Linked DNA regions of Homo sapiens: region 1 is linked to region 2. Evidence: chromatin loops called from intact Hi-C (ENCODE). Cell type or tissue: Calu3. All regions are shown on one strand. Links, peaks and the distances in the headings refer to the core of each region. The heading gives the core; the rest is flanking DNA. Region 1 has its middle 23 kb from the start of CD24. Region 2 overlaps CRYBG1 (crystallin beta-gamma domain containing 1).

Region 1 (8,333 bases), core at 190-8,189, 420 kb before region 2:
TGAGCCACTGTGCCTGGTTGAGTTCAGATTTTTAATTATGTGCTAGGTGTGGAGCCTGTGACAGTAGACAGAAGTGCAGATAAGGTCTGACTCTTTTCGTTGTCTAACTTCATGTGTCCCAGGCCTTATCTAGCTGTAAAGCAGGAAAGTTGTACAGTTAAGAGTCCTAATGGCATTTTATGAAGCATTTAGGAGACCCAGAAACCTTTAACTTATATATTTCTTGCATAAATTCCCTTTTTTAAAGCAATCAGTCATTTTACTTTAGGACAAGTATTCACCATACAACATCCTTTCTTATACAAAATTTCTTCTTTTATTTCTTTTCTTTTCTTTCTTTTTTTTTTGAGACAGAGTCTTGCCCTATCGCCCAGGCTGGAGTGCAGTGGCCCGATCTTGGCTCACTACAACCTCCACCTCCCGGGTTGAAATGGTTCTCCTGCCTCAGCCTCCTGAGTAGCTGAGATTACAGGTGCCTGACACCACTCCCGGCTCATTTTTGTATTTTCAGTAGAGATGGGGTTTTGCCATGTTGGCCAGGCTAGTCTAAAACTCCTGACCTCAAGTAATCCACCCTCCTCGGCCTCCCAAAATGCTGGGATTATGAGTGTGAGCCACCACACCCAGCCTTAAAATCTTTTCTTTATAACCTTCTTTGCATAGCTAGGGGGCATGGCTAATTCCACATATCCTAGTCTTTATTTAGAATCTAATGCTCCAAAGTAGGTAAATTGAACAATTTTCAAAAGACAAAGAAGCACTTTATGACCTTAAAGCATTTAGTAAACTTAATATCTGACTTGCATAATTTAGACCAAATGCTTACTTTTTTTTTTTTTTTTTTTTTTTTGAGAGAGTCTTGCTCTGTCACCCAGGGTGGAGTACAGTGGCGCGATCTCGGCTCACTGAAACCTCCACCTCCTAGTGCAAGCAATTCTCCTGCCTCAGTTTCCCGAGTAGCTCGGACTACAGATGTCCACCACCACGCCCGGTTAATTTTTGTATTTTTAGTAGAGACGGGGTTTCACCATGTTGGCTAGAATGGTCTCAATTTCTTGACATCGTAATCTGCCCGCCTCACCCTCCCAAAGTGCTGGGATTACAGGTGTGAGCCACCGCGCCTGGCCGGGAGTTTCTTTATTCCATTTCAGCAGGGCCAGAGATGTCCATGAAGGCCTTGGTGTGTGATGGAACAGACAGTTGTCTAAGGGGTGCACAATGAATGCAAGTTCTTCCCATCTCCGAGTCAAGGGTTTTCTGGGAAACAGTAGGGGATAACAACTTTCATAAATTTATACAATTATATACACTGAATTTATACGATTATGTACGTATATAATTATGTACATATTTGATTGTGTACACTGAGAAGATTAAGCCAACTCTTTCAAACTCATGGAGTTTACTTCTTGAAATTGAAAGGCCTCAGAGATAAGCCTCAGAACCAAGTTCCCTCTCTTGACTTTTCCCAGCTTTTCTGTCTCTTTGTTTCTCTTTCTTTCCCAGGAACTCTCTCTGGAATTTCCTTATCTGACTAACAAAGCTTCTTTCCAAAATAAATGCAATTATTTTAAGACCCCTCTCTCTAGGAACCTCATCAGATAGCCAGGAATGATCAACTACCCGAGAATAGAAGAGACTGGGAGTCATCACCATACCCAGATAGACTTTCCATCTATTTTTATTTTATTATGTAAATTTTAAATTATTAGTAAAAAAAACCTTTTTTTTTGAGACAGAGTCTTGCTCTGTTGCCCAGGCTAGAGTGTGCGATCTTGGTTCACTGCAACTTCTGCCTCCTGGGTTCAAGCTATTCTCCTGCCTCAGCCTCCCAAGTAGCTGGGATTACAGGCACCTGCCACTGTGCCCGGCTCATTTTTGTATTTTTAGTAGAGATGGGGTTTCACCATCTTGGCCAGGCTGGTCTCGAGCTCCTGACCTTGTGATCCACCCGCCTTGGCCTCTCAAAGTGCTGGGATTACAGGCGTGAGCCACCGCTCCCGGCCAAAAAAAATTTTTTTTGAGACAGCAGCTCACTCTGTCAACCAGTGTGGAGTACAGTAGCGAGATTACAGCTCACTGCAGCCTCTACCTTCCAGGGTCAAGCAATCCTCCTAACTCAGCCTCCACCACTTCAGCCTCCAGAGTAGCTGGGACTACAGCTGTGTGCCTGGCTTTTGTGTTTGTGTGTATGTGTGTGTGTGTGTGTGTGTGTGTGTGTGTAGACACAGGGTTTTGTCATGTTGCCCCGGCTGGTCTCAAACTACTGGGCTGAAAGGGCCCTCCTACCTCAGCCTCCCAAAGTGCTGGGTTAAAGGTGTGAGCCACTGTACGCAGCCTTCAACTATTCTTCTTCTTTTTTTTTTTTTTTTGAGACGGAGTCTCCCTCTGTCACCCAGGTTGGAGTGCAGTGGCTTGATCTTGGCTCACTGCAACCTCCAATTCCCAGGTTCAAGTGATTATCCTGCCTCAGCCTCCCCAGTAGCTGGGATTACAGGCACTTGCATCCACACTGGCTAATGTTTGTATTTAGTAGAGACAGGGTTTCCCCATGTTGGCCAGGCTGGTCTCAAACTCCTGACCTCAGGTGATCTGTCCGCCTCGGCCTCTGAAAGTGCTGGGATTGCAGGGGTGAGCCACCGAACCAGGTGGAGCTTTTAACTATTCTTCTGACAGCAGCCCTGAGAGATTGCCTGGGAGACTTTATCTGCATAATAAGACAACATTGATGGTCTGGGCGGTGGCTCATGTGTGTGTGTAATCCCAGCACTTTGGGAGACTGAGGCAGGTGGATCACCTGAGGTCAGGAGTTTGAGACCAGCCTGACCAACATGGTGAAACCCCGTCTCTACTAAAAATACAAACATTAGCCGGGCGTTGTGGTGCGCACCTGTAGTCCTAGCTACTGGGGAGGCTGAGGCAGGAGAATTGCTTGAACCCGGGAGGTGGAGGTTGCAGTGAGCCAAGATCATGCCACTGCACTCCAGCCTGGGTGACAGAGTGAGACTCTGTCTCAAAAAAAAAAAAAAAAAAAAAGAACACTTGTTCACAGTAATAGTCCACCCCTCACCTTCCTGCCGCCTTCCCCAGTGCTCAAAGGAACTTTGTCCCCAGCCATCGTTCTTTGGCTCATTCATTTCCTTTGGAAATCATTTACTCCTACAACCCCTGTCTCCCTTTCCCCATGGAGAAGAATATAAGCAGCCGGGCCTCATCGGGTTACTGGGTAATCATAGTCTTGTGATTTTCTTCTATGCACATTAAGTAAATTTCGTATGCCTTTTTCTCCTGTGTATCTGCATTTCATCAGTTTATGCTCTGCAAACCTTCAGTGGGCAGAGAGAAAGCTTTCCCTCTGCCCCCAGTGTGGCAACAGGCCTGACTGGGGCAATGCTGCTGCCTTGCTTTTGACGCCCCCCACACACGACCGCGTCCCCCTTTCTGCTCTGTGGAACGCCTCCAGCCCCTGCTGAGGCTGGCTTGCCCATGGCAGAATGTCACCTCAGGTTGGGGGCCTTTCAAAATGCACCCCAGAGAGCTCTCCTGGGAGCCCACGTCTGGAACGTAGAGCTGAGTGTCTCTGGCTGACGTTGGAGGATGGGCAGGCTGCCCATGATGCAGCCCCTTTCCTGCTCTGGCACAGCCTTGACCTTTAAATTTCTCATTCTTTTTTCTTCTTCCACTAAACTCTAAGAGATAAGTGTTTGTCTCTCCCGTTATTCCCCTAAGAGCACCTCTCACTGGACTGGGGTGAGGAGAAAGCGCCTTTGCTCTGCAGTTCCTGCAGGGGGCGCTTGGCACCTCACTTTGGAACCTGAGAACTTGTTTTGTTGAAGGCCTTTGAGCTTCGGTTGAAATGGAGACAGAAAGGACTTCCATGTTCACATCCTGTTACACTCTCCAGCATAAATATGATCATTTTCATTTTACAGGAGGCTCAGAAAGGCAAGTCTGTGGTGGAAGTGGGTGAGCTGAAATCTGAGCTCAGGTCTGCTTGATCCTGTAGGTTACAGATGAGACAGAAATGATATGCCCTGTTGTACCCAGGGTGGCCACATCTGAGGCTCTAAGACAAATAAAAAATTACCACCATAGTGGAAAGATTAAATTCTCATGTACAACCAAATCAAAGTCTTCATATACAGTTAGAATAAAACACAAATTTCAGAAGAATGACCCACATACGTGTCGGTTTATTAGTGAGTGAAGATGTGTTTTAGAAACTGGTTATATAAATCAAAAAACTACCATCGAAGGGCTCTAAGATTAGCCAGGAGGCTTAATAGTATCCTAATTTAAGAGTTACTTGAAGATATTTTCTAAGATTGCTGTTTCTGTTGAGATATAAAATGGCTCTTAGCCTAGGATGTTAATAAATTCAAGATAAAGTGAGTAGGCGGAGTTAGAGTAAAAGGTGGCCTTCCTCTCATTGTGCTTGGATTCTGGTGGTTCCTGTGTAGAAATTCATTTGCTGAGGACTTATTATGTACTAGGCACTTTACTAGGTACTGGGGAAAGGAAGATGAACATGATGTGGTTCCTTTCTTTAAGGAGCTCAGCTGGTGAGGAAAAAGCTGCAATCCCTGTTACACGTACAATGACAGAGGAAAGCTTGGGGACTTGGGGGATGCAGGGGTGGACACTTCAGAAAGGCCCTAACCAAGGCTGAAGGGTAAGGGATGGCTTTCCAAGGAGATGACACTAATCTGGGTCCTGAGAAATGCATAGAAATCATCCAAGCAAAGAAAGACCTTGGCTTGCGTTCTTCCTTGTGTTGTGCTGGGCCCCCAAACAGGCAAACTGGGAAGGCACAGTCACCGAGAGACCGAAGAAAAGACCTGAAGACAGTGGGTAAGACATAGAGTTTAGGGCGGGCATGGTGGCTCACACCTGTAATCCCAGCACTTTGGGAGGCTGAGAGGGGCAGATCACCTGAGATCGGGAGTTTGAGACCAGCCTGATCAACATGGAGAAACCTGGTCTCTACTAAAAATACAATATGAGCTGGGCATGGTGGCGCACGCCTGTAATCCCAGCTACTCAGGGGGCTGAGGTAGGAGAATCACTTGAACCCAGGAGGCAGAGGTTGCAGTGAGCCAAGATTGTGCCATTGCACTGCAGCCTGGGCAACAATAGTGAAACTCCATCTCAAAAAAAAAAAAAAAAAAAAAGACAGAGTTTATTCAGGGGACTTATGTATGGAGTGTCCAAGAGTGGAAGGCTGGACAGGAGTTCCACTGCCTTTTGTGGAAAGCATGCAGGTTAGTAGGAACTCCCACACAGCAACCTCTACTTAGCAACCTCCACCTAGCTTAAAACAAAGGCCATTGATTTATTTTTTTTTCTTTTTTTGAGAAGGAGTCTTACTCTGTCTCACAGGCTGGAGCACAGTGGTGCCATCTTGGCTCACTGTAACCTCTGCCTCCTGGGTTCAAGCGATTCTCATGCCTCAGCCTCCCGAGTAGCATGGTGGGCACGTGCCACCATGCCCGGCTAATTTTTGTATGTTTTTTAGTAGAGATGGGGTTTCACCATGTTGGCAAGGCTGGTCTCGAACTCCTGACCTCAAGTGATCTGCCTGCCTTGGCCTCCCAAAGTGCTGGGATTACAGCCGTAAGCCACTGTGCCCAGCCTAGGCCACTGGCTTCTTGTATGACTTGTGTTCCAAGGAACGAGGCCAGGGTCCAGGTGTTCTTCATGCCCCCATCTGTGTCCCTGCTCTGAGCCTTCACACCTTCATAAGTACAGCGTAAACATCCAGGTTGGCCTCTCCCAGAGTCCATAGCTCAGAACAGTGAACAAACATTCACCAAAGAACATAGGGTCAGCCATGTATGGCAGCTCATGCCTGTAATCTTAGCACTTTGGGAGGCTGAGGCAGGAAGATCATTTGAGCCCAGCAGTTCAAGACCAGCCTGGGCAACACAGTGAGACCCCTGTCTCAAACAAACAAACAAACAAACAAACAAACAAACGGCCTGGTACAGTGGCTCACACCTGTAATCCCAGCACTTTTGGAAGCTGAGGCAGGCAGATCACCTGAGCTCTGGTCTCATTCGAGACTAGCCTGGGCAACATGGTGAAACCCAATCTCTACCAAAAATACAAAAATTAGCCCAATGCGGTGCTGTGCACCTGTAGTACTGGCTACACGGGAGGCTGAGGCAGGAGAATCACTTGAGCCTGGGAGGTGGAGGTTGCAGTGAGCTGAGATCGCACTATTACACTCCAGCCTGGGTGACAGAGTGAGACTTTGTCTCAAAAAAACAAAGAAAGAGAACCTGGGGTCATTCTCAGGGTATGCTTGAATTATTGTTATCTGGCAAGACATCCCCACCATATACCCTGAAGGATTTTTTTTTTTTTTTTTTTGAGATGGAGTCTTGCTCTGTTGCCCAGGCTGGAGTGCAGTGGCGCGATCTTGGCTCAATGCAAGCTCCGCCTCCCGGGTTCACACCATTCTCCTGCCTCAGCCTCCTGAGTAGCTGGGACTACAGGCGCCCGCCACCATGCTCGGCTAATTGTTTTGGATTTTTAGTAGAGACGGGGTTTCACCGTGTTAGCCAGGATGGTCTCGATCTCCTGACCTCGTGATCTGCCCCTTGGCCTCCCAAAGTGCTGGGATTACAGGCATGAGCCACCGTGCCCGGCCTACCCTGAAGGATTTTAAACAGATCAATGAAATGATCAGATTTGCATTTTAGAACTACTTACCTGGGAAGCATTGAAAAAGGGCATCACTGAAGGCTGAAAAAACAGGAGATTAACTAATAACCTTTGCAAGAAATGTTGAAGAACTGAACCAAGGCAGTGGCAGCATGGATGGAAGGGGAAGGATAGTTAAGGTAGAATCAATAGGTCTTTGTAATGGATTAAAAAAAGAGAATTAGGCAAGTTAGGATTAAGTTTGGCTGTTCATGACAGAAATCCCAAAGTAAAAGTGGCTTAAACAAGAAAGAAGTCTATTTCCTCCTTATGTAAATGTTGGCAGGCCAAAGCGAATATGGCAGCTCCACAATCATCAAAGATCCTACCTTTTTATTCTGTCATGATTAACACCTTATGGTCCAAAATTGCTAGTGCAGTTCCAGTCATCACATCTGCATTTTAGCCAGTAGGAAAAAGAAAAGGGGAGAAAAAAGGCTTTCCTAAAAATTTGCAAAGACCATTTCTGTTTATCCCCAGTTGGCCAGGCCTTAGATACATATCTATACCTTGCTACAAAGGATGCTGGGAAATATAGTCCTTTCAGGATGGCAGTTTCTTCCCTTAAAGATTGGGAGTTTTATCATTATGGAAGAAAGGACAAGCAAATATTGGAGGACAAGGGGCAATTAGCAGTCTTTGCCAGTGGATTTGAGGTTTGGTCTGGCAGTCTGTTTAAAACGAGTGCCATGAGTGATTCTGAAATGTATCTAGGATTAAGAACTACCACAAAGACAATGGAGAGCCACTGAGTATTTTGGAGTGGATGAATGAATAAATATCACTTTAAAAAAAAAAGAGAGAAAGACTGCCGGGCCCGGTGGCTCACGCCTGTAATCCCAGCACTTTGGGGGGCCGAGGCGGGCGGATCACGAGGTCAGGAGATCGAGACCATCCTGGCTAACATGGTAAAAAATCCCGTCTCTACTAAAACTACAAACAAAAATTAGCCAGGCGTGGTCGTGGGTGCCTGTAGTCCCAGCTACTCCGGAGGCTGAGAGGCAGGAGAATGGCGTGAACCTGGGAGGCGGAGCTTGCAGTGAGCCGAGATCGTGCCACTGCACTCCAGCCTGGGCAACAGAACAAGACTCCGTCTCACAAAAAAAACAAAAAAAAACAAGGTAGTCTTGTTCATTCAGAATATATGGTTTTTACGTTTGTTTTGTTTTGTTTTATTGTTGTTGTTTTGAGACAGGTTTTTCTGTCACCCAGGATGGAGTGCAGTGGCACAATCAGAGCTCACTGCAGCCTTGATCTCCTGAGCTCAAACAGTCCTCGCACCTCAGTCTCCCAAGTAGCTGGGACTACAGGCATGAGCCACCATGCCTGGCCAGAACATGTGTTTTTAAAAGGAGGAATGAGAGGTTGAGAGACATGTTAGGAAACAACTGTGAAAGTATTCAAATAAGGCTGGGTGAGCTGGCTCATGCCTATAATCCTAGCACTTAGGGAAGCTGAGATGGGAGGATTACTTGAGTCCAGGAGTTCAAGACCAACCTGGCCAACATAGGAGACCCTATCTCTTCAGAAAAACAAAAAAACTAGCCAGGCATGGTGGCACATGCCTGGGTCCTAGCTACTTGGGAGGCTGAGATGGGAGGATTGCTTGTACCTGGGGAGTTGAGGCT
Region 2 (8,308 bases), core at 1-8,000:
GGAGCTGCTCTGCTGGTGAAATGGTGGCAGGGAGTGACCTCCCCGACAAATGTTCTTTCCCCGCAGCTGCTCCACACAGCCAAGGAGCCCTGGGCTCTTGGACACTAGTTTGCAAACTGCTGTTCTGGGCATTCTCAAAAAGAATGATTTATAATTATCCCCTTAAGCGTACTGGGTTGGTACTGACGTGCCTCATGCCTACAGTTTATTGGCATTTTCTCCTAAGCACAAAAAACAGTTCCTGTTTTCATACTATTTAACACACTTACTTTTTGGTGGGAGGAGATATAGCAAAAATTCTATTCAGGTCACGCATATGCCATTGAATAGCATACTCACAGACTGGAAAGAGGAAAGCTTTGCACTTGTCTAGTTTACTGTCTTCATCCCTTTATCCCTCATCCTGCTGTGATGTCACATTTGAAGGGACAGAGGCCCTAAGAAATTAAATGATGTGTTCAAGGTCACATAGGCAGGGCCCAGGTCTCTTGACCCTTACGACAGTTCCTTCTACAGTCTTCATTGTTTTCTGCTTAAATAATCATCCAGACATTGTTACCTAGAGTTTGAGTTCTTGGTATTTTACTCTGTCATCTTGTATTTCTCAGTATCTTGCAGGACTGAGAGGAGGTGGTGGTGAGGCAGTCTTCAGATGATACCTGCTGCTAAGAAGGACTGTGTAACTGTGTTTTGAAGGAAAATATTTATACATATTTGCTTATATATGCATGCATTAGTTTCCTATTGCAGTAACAAATTACTATGAATGTGGTGGCTTAAGACAGCACAAATTTATTATCTTATAATAATAAGATTTTGGTCAGAAGTCCAAATGTATGGGCAGGGCTGCATTCCTCCTGGAAGCAGGCTATACGGGAGGATCTGTTTCCTTGCCTTCTCCAGCTTCTAGAGGCTGTACCTCCCTTGACTTGTGGCTACATCACTCCAACCTCTGCTTCTGTTAATCTTTGACCTCTAACCCTCCTGCCTTCCCCTTATAAGGACCCTGAGATTACACTGGGCCCACTTGGATAATCCAGGATAATCTCTGCATCTCAGGATCCTTAACTTAATCACACCAGCAAAGTCCTTTTGCCATGTAAGGTGCCATATTCACACATTTTGGGAATCAGGATGTGAACATCTTTGGGGGCCATTATTCTGCCTACCACAATGCATAAAATACTTCAAAAAGGTTATGAGAGCAACTAGAAACCTTGGTTGCTCCTGAGGTGGGAAACCAGATGGCTAGAAATCAAGTATGGGAGGAAGATCTTTTTTTTTTTTTTTTTTTTTTTTTGAGACAGGGTCTCACTTTGTCACCCAGGCTGGAGTGTAGTGGTGTGATCTCACCTCGCTGCAGCCTTGACCTCCTGGGCTGAAGTGATCCTCCCACCTCAGCCCCCCATATAGCACTACCCAGCACTACCTCTTGGACAGGAATGCCCCTGACCAGCTAAATTTTTTGTATTTTTTGTAGAGACAAGGTTTTGCCATGTTGCCCAAGCTGGTCTTGAACTCCTGAGCTCAGGCAATCTGCCTGCCTGGGCTTCCCAAAGTGCTAAGATTATAGGTGTGAGCCACTGCACACGGCCAGGAAGATATTTTTGAATGTTTATTGATACATGTATATTCTTCATCTAATTAGTAAGCCTTCTGATGTTAGGAGCTTAATGTTCACAGGTATATTCAAAATCTTAGATGCCAGCCAAGCATCTTGGTTGAACAGTGATATAGATTTCTCAGTTGATTTATTTTAGCCAGCATCAGAATAGTTCTTATGCACCATATTTGAGTTCAATTCAGAACACTTACTGAAGGCCCACTATCACTTACTTGACCCAGTAGATGGTGGAGAAATGTGTTGGTCACACTCAGTTACCTTTTGAGCAGCCTGTCCTCTAGAACTTTGTGCAGTGATAGAGATGTTCTCTGTCTGCAGTATTCACTTGGTGGCCACTAAGCCACTGAGCACTTGAAATGTAGCAAGTGCAACTTGAGAGACTGACTTTTTCATTTTATTTACTTACTTTTGATTAACGTAAATAGTCACGTGTCTAGAGGCTACCATATTGGACACTGCAGCTTTCGAGAAAAATGTAATGAGTTCTGAGGTAGGTGATTTCCCAGGTCCGTCTTGAATAGCTGGGCCCTCGTTTAGCAACGAAGTACATTCTAAACCTTAAGTTCTTTATTGCCACTGGATTTTGCTCCATAGAAAGAATGTAGTGATTAGGGACTGAATCCCTAGGACCACTGGAAGAGGGCTGCCTTGCCTGATGTGGCAAGTATCTCATGGATCCCATGGCCTCAATGCTTCTGAGGTTTTTCTGATGCTACTGAAATTGTTTCTATGAGGAAATTTATATGGGGTTTCTCCTCTCACCTTCTGGCTGTTGGAAGTGCATTTTTTAGGGGTACCTAGGGACAAGTCCTTGATGCTTTCCCAAATGGCACACTTACTCCCTTGGAGAGTTCCCCCATCTGCCATCCCCCTCCTGTCTCACCCCATCTTCCAGTTTTGAGTTTGCCATCTGGGGCAGGAAGTTTCCGAGAAACAGCAACTGAGAGCAAAATTCACCTCTTCCTTTTGTCTTCTTTTTGTCTAAAGGTAGACTGAGTTTAAGTCCCCTTCTTCCCCTTTACCCCAACCCAGGAAATACTGAACCTTTCACAGAGGTCAGGGGCATACCTGTCCAGGAGGTAGTGCTGGAACTGCGGTCCTGGTGCCTGTCCACAGGTGTGTGGATTTGGACTCAGACCAGGAGCCCTTAGGTCTTCCTTGGTGTTTGTCACCTGTCAGTGTCCCCTCACACACCTCACCCTCTGAGATCTGCAGCCTCTGTGCCTGGTGGAAGAAGAGGCCAAGGGTCTAGGAAAAGAAGTGGAATAGACTGTGACTTCCCAGATTACATCCATTCCATGCAGTAATGACATTAGGAGTCCTGGGTCCTTGTTTTGGCTCTGCTATTGACAGCTCTGACCTTGCACTTACCACTCAATCATTTGCACTTCAGTTTCCTAATCTATCAAAAGAGGCCCACTCGGATATGTTAACTCTACTGTTTTGTGATTCTCACTGGGAAAACGGGAATTGAGGGAAAACCTCTGCCTGCTGCCATGGCTGCCTAGACAGTGTCCTTCTCCACCAGCAGCTTCATGCTCTTGCAGTAGTGAGAGGTTTTCTGTACCGTCTTCCGAAGCCTCAAGTGTTAGAGAGGGTTTTTGCCTCAGCAGGAAGGAGGACTTGCCTAGCGTCTTGTAAGCAGCAATATTCCAAGGCCACATCCAGAGAGGTTAAGGTTCCCGTCGTCCCTACGTTCTCACAGAAGTGATGTCAGGCAGCGGGTGCCAAATCTTGGGGCTTGGCTTGGTTCAGCCTTTGTATCAGGGATGCGAGGCACAATCAGCACCCCACACATGAATCCAAGACTGAATGAGGGCTGCTGCTGTGAGCGTCCCTGGCCGGCTGTGAGCCTCGTGTGTCTGCGCAGTGGGAAGCATGGTGTTGAGCCTGCCCGCTTTATAACAGGGCTCCCTGTGCCAGGTGGACTATAGCAGCGTCATCACATAAACATCCCTACTTCACTGTGAGTAACCTTTCTTTCCCCCCTCTGTATTTTAACTCTGATCCCTTTGTCCTTAACAAACAAGTATTCTAGGCCTGATGTGAGGCTGTACATAGACACTGTCTCATTATCCAGTTAATCTCTGTTTGCTGTCACAGATTCAGCCAGCAGTGGCATTTGCCTGCCTTCAATTTGAAACCTTTTTTTCCATTGTCACTTACGGGAATTGCTGAATGACTCATTGTGCCGTGGTCAGCCCTCTCGGGTTATTTGCCACAATAGGCCTGACCAGCCAGATTAAAGTGGGCAGTAACTGTAAGCTGCCTGTGTCATCAGTTCAGGATCTGTGTCCCCGGTCAGAGCTCTAAATTGAACATTCAGTTCAGCCGGTTTTGGTTTAGTGCCTTAGGAGGCAGGCACTTTGTCAGTCTGTGGAATGGATGGGTATGTGCATGGTACAAGTTAGGGATTCCAGGAATAAGGCAAAGGGCTGGGTGAGTCCCACTTTAGGGTGCATACAGATCACTGGGGAAGCATTTTTCTGCCCCACCCCCTACAGGTTCTGATGTAGTTGTTCTAACAGGAGGCCTTGGACTCTGCATTTTAGGCATGCATTCAGGTGATTCCTTTTCCAGGTAAACAGCATCCTGAAAACAGCATCCCAGGGGCTTTGGAGGAGTGATAGGTTCAGGTTTCATGTGGGACATACAGGAAACAACTGGTTTTTTTTTTTTTGGAGACAGAGTCTCGCTCTGTTGCCCAGGCTGGAGTGCAGTGGCGCGATCTCAGTTCACTGCAACCTCCACCTCCCGGGTTCAAGTAATTCTCATGCCTCAGCCTCCCGAGTAGCTGGGATTACAGACACACACCACCACACCCAGCTAATTTTTGTATTTTTAGTGGAGATAGGTTTCACCATGTTGGCCAGGCTGTCTCAAACTCCTGACCTCAGGTGATTCGCCTGCCTCGGCTTCCCAAAGTGCTGGGATTACAGATGTGAGCCACTGCACTGGGCCGAGAAACATCAATGCATTCCATTCTGCAACATTAATGCAGTCCACCCTAAAGTGGGACTCACCACAGCCCTCTGCCTTATTCTTGGAGAGAATAGAAGACAAATAGGCTTCGTCTCACAAGCCAGCTCAGAGCAGTTAATAGTGGCTGCAGTGGTGAAGATTCTGAGGTCATGCTCAGCTTGTGGGGGATCAGCAATAGTGATGTCCTCCATAGGCGTGGATGGCACCCGTGTAGCACACATCTGTCATCTTGGTGGCCTGGACACAGGGTCGAGAGACCAGGTCCTCAGCTGGCACAAGGAAGGCAGGCCAACATGCAGGCTGTGATAAATCCTTACAGTCCTTGGCTACCTTTCCCTTCCTTTAAGGTTTTAGGGGTAGGTGTAGACAGCAGCAGATGCTATAGGAAAGGCTCAGTGCATAATGGTGATAGCAGATGATGGCATCAGATTGAATCCTGACTTGCTATTTATCAGAAGTGTGACATAGGGCAACTTATTTAACTCTGTTCCTTGATTTATTCATCTGTAAAATGGGAATAACAGTATTTACCCCAGAAAATGGTTATGGGGATTAAATGAGATGAAATCTCTAGAGCCCCTAAAACAGTGCCTGGCACATAGTGAGGCCAGTATGTGCCAGCTGTTGCTTTTATTATGAGCTTATTGTGATTTGTGGGTACAAAAGTATTTTCAGCTCTTTGGAGAAGGGAACTTTTGGAGTCTAAGATGCTCTTCTGGTGGCTTGGCTGTGAAATTCATCCAAGAGGAAGTTTCATCAGATGCATCTGAATGTCACGAAAACACTTCTTCCTCTTGTAAAAGGAAAGCGTAAAATGTATGAGTTGGCTTATGCCTTCTGATAACTTATGCCTGCCAGTGGAGCTATGGGAGGCAGGCCACTGAGATACCTGGTGGATAACTATTGATTTTTGCTTAAAGTTTTGAAAAGGAAGAATTCAGTTGGATTTTTGCATGGAGAGGATGTTACCTGGGACCTAGTTTCAGAAGGAGGTTGCTGGCATTACTGATAGTACAGTGAAAAGACCCAGCAGCATTGAAACATTTATGAGCTGGCTGGAATGACTTTCTTGTAAATTGTAACCGGCTGCACCGTTGTTTAGCAAAGCCTGCCAGGGCAGCTCCAGCCTGGGCCAAGTATTCTCGAAGCCCAGAAAGCTCACATGAGGTGCGTTTTTCCCACTTACCTTATTAGCTTTCACCTAAGTGACATTGATGAAGCTCCTACTGTATGTCTAGCATTATGCCTGGTGTTGTGGGGGATGCAAACAAAATGGCTTAGTCCCCTATCCCACAAGTACTTTATGCTCTGGTTGGGTAGATATGCCAAACACTTAACAAATTAAAAACAAAGAAAAAACAAAAAAAAAACTATTTCCATGCACTCTCTGTAAGGAGCCAAATGGATACATACAGCAAGGACCTTGGGATGTTCTCTTTGGTATTTACCACACAGCACAGAGTGGCTGAGATGTGTACTCAGCTGTAACAAGTACAGTCTGTGAGGAAGGCCACATGGTTCCTGTGGGAGTTGAAAGGGACAACACGTTGCAAACTGGGGCATGAGGACACACAGTGTGAGACCTGGGCGGGAAGGGCAGTGGAATTTTCAGAGAAGGATTTCTGGGCTTACTGACTCGTACCAGCAGAGGCATAAACATACCACGTGGAGAAAATGGCAGGTAGAGCGTTTTTGCAAAGCATGGAATCTGGATGAGGGCTGAGCTCAGGATGCTATTGGTCTTCGAATGCCGGAGTGGGAGCTGTTGAACGGTTCTAAGTAGGAGAGTGAAAGACCAGCATGGAGGAGAAGTAAGACTGGGCAGTGGGGTGGGAGGGGCCATAAAGAGAGAAGCAGCAGTGAGGCAGGAGTGGAGGCAGCATCATGGCCCTTGTGAGAGCCTGACCTGGGTCCACTGGAGAGACACTTGAGAGAGACTGTGGCTTGAGGGACACCGTCAAGAAACTAATTAGCAATGTCATCTGCCTTGAAAGATGTAGGCTTTTTTATCCACCGGTCAACCTCTTATGTTTTACAGATCCGGCCAGTTATTGAACAAACCTTTCCTTTTTCTAAAGTTCCAGAAGCCTTCCTGAAGGTGGAAAGAGGACACGCACGAGGAAAGACTGTAATTAATGTTGTTTAAATAAAAATGCAGTTTAGTGATTGTTGACGTTCTTATTTGGTGAGTGCCTGTGAGCCCAAATTTTTTTCTAGCCATCCCTTTCAAACATTTTTCCAGATTAGATTATACATTCCATGATACAAGCTTTAAAAAATAAACACACCATTTTGGCCAGTAATTGATATAAAAATATCAGCACTTGGATTTGTCTGTAGTCAGTAGAAATTCGAAGTTTTTTCAAGCTGTTCCTTCACACTGGCTTTGCAGGTTGTTGTGGCACCTTCTGTTTTACTAGCTTAAACTACTTTATTGTCTTTTTTGTTTTAGAGACAGGGTCTCGCTGTGTCACCCAGGCTGGAGTGCAGTGGCACAATCACAGCTCACTGCAGCCTTGACCTTAAGCGATTCTCCTGCTTCAGCCTCTCAAGTAGGTAGGACTACAGGTATGCATCACCACACCCAGCTAGTTTTTTTGTATTTTTAGTAGAGACAGTTTTGCCATGTTGCCCAGGCTGGTCTCAAACTCCTGGGCTTAAGTGATCCACCATGTCAGTCTCCCAAAGTTCTGGGATTACAGGCGTGAACCACCCTGCTGGGCCTGATCGTCTTAATGTACAATACTAAAACTTTCAGTGTATAGATGGATGTTGGCATGAAGAGATAATTTAAAGCTGGTTCCTTCTTGAATTCATCACTGAGCAGCTTTCTAACTGCCAAGGTTTCCTTTTTTGTTCCTCCACCATAATGTGGTCACCACAGCTCTTAAAGTTCTAAATCTCTTAGTGTCATATATAAAAATCTGCCTGGTGATTCATTTGTTTATGCTCTTAATATTGAAAGGTGAGAGCAGAGTTTCTAACTTTTTAAAACCCTTACATCTTGCATAAGGATTAGGCCTGTTTCGGCAATTGAAACATGCTTCTCTGAGGGCTTTTCCATGGAAATTGCAGCCTTCCAATGGAGCCCAAAGCTTGCCACTTTGATGTCAAATGTTTACATTTAGATATCTCTCCAATCAACCCATTGCAGTGTGCACTTCGAATATTCATTTACGGTAAGTGTTTTTACTTCCTAATATACTCATCCTCAGTATTGCACCTGATATGCTTGCTTGTAACTTTTGATGTAGACCTGTTTTGAGATTTCTGCTTGGTTTATTCCTGTTAGACACTCGTTTGGTAGCATGTATGTTAGATGTAGGCTTTTCTCTAAAATTGTTGGTCTGGTCTTACTACCGAGTTATTGCAAAAGAAAAAAAAATCTGATTTTCCAGGTGTAAATACCAGCTGCTCTTGACTTCCATCTGGAGCAGCCTCAGCTCTTTTCCTGGAGGGCTCCCAGGTGGTAGTGGGAGTAAAATACTTGAGCCAGGACCTCACTCATCCTCGTTTCCACTCAGAAACTATGGAGTTTGGAAAGAGAGTGGTCAGCAAATCTTTCTTGCTATTATACCAGCACCCCTCAAACCTGCTTCATCCTAATCAGACATTTGTTTCTAATCTGCTAGCTGACTCTCTTTGAAGGGTGAGATGAGGGCTACTGAATGGACTCTCAGATTTCATCAACATAGTTAACCA

The links. Peaks named below come from ENCODE experiments on the same cell type or tissue, not always from the same donor. Only the 100,000 strongest peaks of a DNase experiment are listed, where the experiment ranks them.
Region 1: it touches region 2 in a loop (5-fold over the local background); 5 of 110 quality-filtered maps call a loop at or near these places.

The regions. Positions count from the first base shown.
Region 1 is chr6:106,993,260-107,001,592 of GRCh38, reverse strand. No RefSeq gene overlaps it. Among named protein-coding and RNA genes, the nearest start is that of CD24, 23 kb to the right of the region's middle. In Calu3, for the core only: CTCF peaks have their summits at 3,580 and 3,782 (motif pointing right); a DNase peak (open chromatin) is centred at 3,782.
Region 2 is chr6:106,570,440-106,578,747 of GRCh38, reverse strand. It overlaps CRYBG1 (crystallin beta-gamma domain containing 1), which reads right to left. Exons shown (of 22, transcript NM_001371242.2): 22 at 6,731-8,308. It overlaps RTN4IP1 (reticulon 4 interacting protein 1), which reads left to right. Exons shown (of 9, transcript NM_032730.5): 9 at 6,645-7,977. The coding sequence ends at 6,752. Among named protein-coding and RNA genes, the nearest start is that of RTN4IP1, 55 kb to the left of the region's middle. RefSeq lists an enhancer at 2,923-3,443. In Calu3, for the core only: no CTCF peak of the experiment used is centred there; a DNase peak (open chromatin) is centred at 3,827.